2 separate regions of the Homo sapiens genome follow, and region 1 is linked to region 2. Evidence: chromatin loops called from intact Hi-C (ENCODE). Cell type or tissue: A673. All regions are shown on one strand. Each heading gives the region's core, and the rest is flanking DNA. Links, peaks and the distances in the headings are about the cores only.

Region 1 (2,923 bases), core at 115-2,614, 340 kb before region 2:
AGCCCCAACGTGGCACGTTGCTTAGCGACGGAAGCCAAAGCGTTAATAAAAACCGTTAGGGTGAACACTTACAATAAAAGACAGGTGGTACAAAGTCAATGGATGCTGCCGCATCTTATTATTGAAATTCCTGCTGGCTAAGTGGAAAGAGAGGCAGTCTTGCTTCCAAATTTTCCTTTGCAGAAAGATACCAAGCATTCCGTTGGGGATGGAAGTGGGGCTGTTGGTACATTAAGTCTGATGCGGTTATTATTGTGTAGGCATTCTGACATGGCCAGAGTGGTTAGCATGTGTTTACTATGAACGTATTCTTTCAGCAGTTAAGTACGTAATGTGCAAAACACAGGTGCATCATCACAGATTGTCTTCATTTAAAGTTCTTCATGTATGCATCTGCAGCCACCCTTTTGTATCTTCTTGTGAATACTTTGCCCTGTGACTGCCCTCTCCTACCCAAAAGACAGACAAAGGCAGGGAAGATGATGAAATAGTGGGTGCTAGGTGGGGAGGGTAAACAACTGATAGTTCCTACCCGAAATCTTGCCTCAGGGGCTTCTGAAACCAGCAAACATGAAAACAGGAGTTGAGTCAAGCATTGGTATTCTAGCTCTCAAGTGAAATTTAACAAATTTTGCAGCCACTTCTCTAAGGCTTCCCATAATTAGACTGATGAAATTGTAAGGGTTCTATTAAAATTTGTACAATCAATCAATAACCATAACCCATTAGTTGCACCCTGCTAAGGTATAGATAAAATAAATGCAGTAAAGAATGAAAAATTGGCCGGGCGCAGTGGCTCACGCCTGTAATCCCAGCACTTTGGGAGGCCGAGGCGGGCGGATCACAAGGTCAGGAGATCGAGACCATCCTGGCTAACACGGTGAAACCCCGTCTCTACTAAAAATACAAAAAAATTAGCCGGGTGCGGTGGCGGGCGCCTGTAGTCCCAGCTACTCGGGGGGCTGAGGCAGGAGAATGGCATGAACCTGGGAGGCGGAGCTTGCAGTGAGCTGAGATCCAGCCACTGCACTCCAGCCTGGGCAACAGAGCGAGACTCCGTCTCAAAAAAAAAAAAAAAAAAAAGAATGAAAAACATCCGGGCCAGGGGCAGTGGCTCACGCCTATAATCCCAGCACTTTGGGAAGCCAAGCTGGGAGGATCGCTTGAGCCCAGAAGTTCGAGACCAGCCTGGGCAACAAAGGGAGACCCCATCTCTATAAAAAAATTAATCCAATAAATAAGAAAAATATCTGCAACTGGCTAAAAAAAAGTATGTAGGTACGGTTTTTCTTTTCGGAAATCATACTCCCAGCTGCTGCATCTACTGTGTATGTACAGAAAAGGGACTTTAGTAATTTAACTCATAGATGACTAACCTGTTGATAAAATAATTGTTAATGTTTGGGTGGTGTAGTTCACCAGAAGGGCACCAGAGGGCGCCCAAGTTTGCTTCCCACAGAACCCCAGGGTAATTTGCAGTTCAAAAGGCTGGCACTCAGCCCAGCATGGTTTCAACACCTGGAGGTCCTGTTGCTGGAAAGCATTTTGGAAACACAGGACTGATAACTTCCGTTCCACTGGTATGAACTGGAAGATGGCTAGGCTAATGCTCACTGTTGGATTCGAAGTCTTGACCTTGTTTTCAGTTGTGTTTGGGGCTGCTTTGTAGGAAGACCCGTCTCCCAGCTCTCAGCTTGTCTCCCACCCTCAGCATTTTTATAATGATAGTGCACAATGACAATCCCTGGAATAGTATAATTACAGTCTAGTGCATAGAGCGGTATGGATGAGGGGGATGTGTACATTCACAGAGGAGAACAGTGAGTGAAATCAGCCCTACCTAATCGACAGAGCTTTGTCATATGTTCTAAAGGTTAAAAATTCTCAATACGGGGACTCCCTTTTATTTCAAATCCACATCTGAATCTCTTTCACCTTGTTTACTGTGAGTCACTGAATCAATTATCTACTGCTGTGTTACAAATAACCCCCAAATATAGTTAAGAATAATAAATATGTATTATCTCAAAGTTTCTGTGGGTCAAGAATTCAAAGCCTCTTGGCTAGATGGTATGAGCCTGGGGTCTCTTTGTTGAGGCTGCTGTGAAATGGTGGCTGTGTCTGCAGTCATTTGAACACCTGACTGGGTTGGGGTATCCACTTCCAGGATGTTCACTCACATAGCTGCTGGGAGGAGGCTTCCTCACCTCCTGGATCTCATCATTGGACCGTTTCAGTCTCTCCCACGATATGGTAGCTGCTTCCTCCAGAGTGAGAACTCCAATGGAAATACAGTGGAAGCCACAATATGGTTTATGATCTAGTTTTGGAAGCTGCACATCATTTCCTCAATGTCCTAATGGTTACATGGTTAGCCCTGGGACTGACTACCCAAGGGCATGAATTCCAGGTGCTGGGGATCATAGGAGACCCTCTTGGAAGCTGGCTGGAGTGCAGTGGCGTGATCTCAGCTCACTGCAACCTCTGCCTCCCAGGTTCAAGTGATTCTCCTGCCTGAGCCTCCTGAGTAGTTGGGATTACAGGTGTCTGCCACCATGCCCAGCTAATTTTTATATTTTTAATAGAGATGGTGTTTCACCATGTTGGCCAGGCTGGTCTCGAACTCCTGACCTTAAGTGATCTGCCCACCTCAGCCTCCCAAAGTGCAGGGTTTTACAGGCATGAGCCACCTCACCCGGCCCAATTTACCTTATTTAATGGAATCATTTCTGTTTTAAGAATGCATACACGAATCACTTTTTACACTTGATCTTAACCAAAAGGCCAAGAAACAATACATGAAACACTTTTTAAATGCATACCAGAAGTTTATTTTCCTGAGTACAAATTGCTCCCCCTTCTGTAGATCAGAAAATAATTTCTGAAGAGGTGTGTGTTGGGGTGGGGAGAATGTCCTATCTTT
Region 2 (2,923 bases), core at 92-2,591:
TTGGGCACTGGGTGAGTTCATCTGAGGTTCTTCCATAGTTTGTTTCTCAGGTTCTTGCTCTTTAATATATTCTGAAGAGTTCATATATATTTTTTCTGTATGTATATTTTATTAGAGGATATGGGAAATACTGCTTTTCTTTTGGTATGTTTGATAGATTTCTCAAAAATGCATAAATACTATCCCCACTAGCAATTTTTTAAAAACCTATTATGGGCCGGGCGTGGTGGCTCACACCTGTAATCCCAGCCCTTTGGGAGGCCAAGGCAGGCAGATCACTTGGGGTCAGGAGTTTGAGACCAGCCTGGCCAACATGGCGAAACCCTATCTCTACTAAAAATAAAAAAAATTAGCTGGGCATCGTGGCACGCACCTGTAATCCCAGATACTTGGGAGGCTGAGGCAGGAGAATTGCTTGAACCCAGAAGGCAGAGACTGCAGTGAGCCAAGGTCGTGCCACTGTACTCCAGCCTGGGCAACAGAGTGAGACTGTCTCAATAAAAAAACAACAAACAAAAAAACCCTGTTACAAAAATATACTTACTTTCTACATTCCTGTCATTCTCAATTTTTAAAAAATATTACTTGAACTCCTAAAAAGAGTAAGTTCCACATTGGTGTGGCAGAATAGTCCTTATTTCATGAATTTGATCTTTGTGTGAGAGCTACATTCTTTCCGATGAAGCCACTATATTCTTTGACATGCAGGAAAAATAAGGTCTTTATGTAGTTGCTCTGTTAGGAAAAGCTTGTGAAAGATTTCACAGAGTAAGAATTTTAAAGCTTAAAGAAAACTGAAGGTTTGCTTGGCATATGGCTTCCTTATCTTTGACAAAAGTACATCTTTGTCCTTACTTCTACATCTCTGTATTTTTCAGGTTAGTCAGACTCAGGGGTACCGAGTGTATTTAATTTAATAACTTTTAAGGCTTTCCATTAATAGCCTTTCCCCTACCTCCCCAAAAAAGCCACCAAAAAAAGTTATTCTTTCTTAATTCCTGTCCTATGTAGTACCAATGCTGTATGATTTGGCTTTAGGGAAAATGAGTGGTAGAGGTTTGTTTCCAAAACCTTGCTTTTATTATAGAAACAGTGGAACATTTTTCACAGCAGACTGGGAGTCCACTAGGTGGAGTAGTTTTACAATTTATTTCAACGCTTACTGTGGCTCTGAGGAAATCCTTTTGTTTCCCTGGTTCATGCAGAATTCCAACACAGGAGATCTGCTCTAAAGAATGCTGTATCTTTTTGATGTTCAGAAAGAAAAGTACAATAGTGTAGCTTGTGTGGAAGCAGTTGTGGTTTAATGAGAGTGGGAAGAGTAACTATGTTTTATAGAACAGGCAGAGGGGAAAAGCCAATAAATGGGTCGTGATTTGAGCATAAGGAAAAAATTGGAGAGAATAATGTGACCAGAATGGTCTGTGCTAAGATAATGGTTAGGACGGTTTGCCCATGTGTTGGCTCTGTAGTGCTTAAAGATTGTCACTGGAGGCATAAGGTATAGGCAATGAGGAAGGTGAAGAAGAGGTAAAAAATGAAAGAAGAGAGGAAGGAAAAGAGCATAGTTTCAGGACCATTTCCTCTTAGTGAACTGAGGAAAGATAGAAGTACAGGGAGAAAATGATTTTAGTAGATAAAAATATAGAAAAACCAACTGTGAAAATTTCCCTTGTCACGGTCTTTATAACTTCATATTATCCATTCTCTAACAGGAGATATTGGACTAAGCTTTACATGTATGTAACTGCAATGTAAGACATAATTTATGTTTTTTCAATAGTCTTTGGATTTGTTATTTCTTGTACTTTAGGAACCTGAACTCCTTCATCAGAACTCCTTTTTTTTCGTTATTCATTTATCTCAGCTTCATGTTGGTGGAGTGGGGCTTCCTACTGTTGTTTATGTGTGTAATTAGGTCTTGTGTTTCTGATTTTTCTTTTTTGCGATAATGTGCTTTTTAGCAACCATTTTTCTCTCTAGTTTTAAATATCTGGATTCTGTGTAAATAAGAATGTAATAAATTTTGGAAGAGGATTTTATTGATTTCAGCACCAAGAAAAATAAAATCTTACAACTTTTTAAAACTCTAATCTTACTTTTAGGAACATGATACTTAATTTTAGGAAGACAAGTTTCCTTACCTTTAGGAACATGATATTTAATTTTAGGAAGTTAAGTTTCTTTACCTTTAGGAACATGATACTGCAGTCTGCCTGAAAGAGAAAATTAGCTGTTTTAAAAGGCTTCCATCAAAGGAGTTTCTACACATCACATCTTTGATGTTTCACTTAGGGAACTCTTTCTTATATCTTACCTAAAATCCACTTGCTATAACAAGTTTAAATTCTTTACCAATGAAAAGCAGTTACCTAGCATCTGCTCTCTGGTACGTAGTACACTGTAGTGCCAAATTTTATCATGTAACATATAGCCCAACATGGTAAGAGTCTGCAATACTCTGCAAAAATGTTGAAGAAACTTAAGTAATAAGTAAATTTGAGAATTGTGGAGGGTGTTGAGTAGCTGTGAGTTACATGTCTCGCCACTGTGAGGCCTGTAAAAATCATTACTGTTTTTCTCATTTCTACTTCTGCATATTCTCTTCAGTTTGAGAACAACTGGACCATCCTCTCTGTAAAACTATTTTTATTGTCGCTTCTCATCTTCTTTTAAAGGTTGCAAATAGTTCCTTTCATCTTTCTTTGGAGGTTTTATTTTTCATCCTATTAATCATCTTTGAGTCTCTTCTGAATCCCTTCCAAGTCTTTTTTTTTTTTTTTTCTTCTCAGTGTTCCTTTAGTTTAGAAGTACAGAACTGGACACAGTGCCCTGAGATTATCTGACTGCTTTTGAGTATCCTGGAGGAAGATTTCACACTCGTACAAGTGCCAGAGTCTACTTCTTATAACCTTAGATTATG

What was found. Hi-C counts contacts between places; a loop is a spot of excess contacts. Peaks named below come from ENCODE experiments on the same cell type or tissue, not always from the same donor. Only the 100,000 strongest peaks of a DNase experiment are listed, where the experiment ranks them.
Region 1: it touches region 2 in a loop (4-fold over the local background); 37 of 110 quality-filtered maps call a loop at or near these places.

The regions. Positions count from the first base shown.
Region 1 is chr13:45,308,125-45,311,047 of GRCh38, reverse strand. No RefSeq gene overlaps it. Among named protein-coding and RNA genes, the nearest start is that of SNORA31B, 27 kb to the left of the region's middle. RefSeq lists an enhancer at 1,111-1,803. In A673, for the core only: a CTCF peak has its summit at 1,428 (motif pointing right); a DNase peak (open chromatin) is centred at 1,467; H3K4me3 peaks cover 126 bases.
Region 2 is chr13:44,968,268-44,971,190 of GRCh38, reverse strand. The region is part of intron 5 of NUFIP1 (nuclear FMR1 interacting protein 1); the gene reads left to right. Among named protein-coding and RNA genes, the nearest start is that of NUFIP1, 20 kb to the left of the region's middle. In A673, for the core only: a CTCF peak has its summit at 1,112 (motif pointing right); a DNase peak (open chromatin) is centred at 1,150.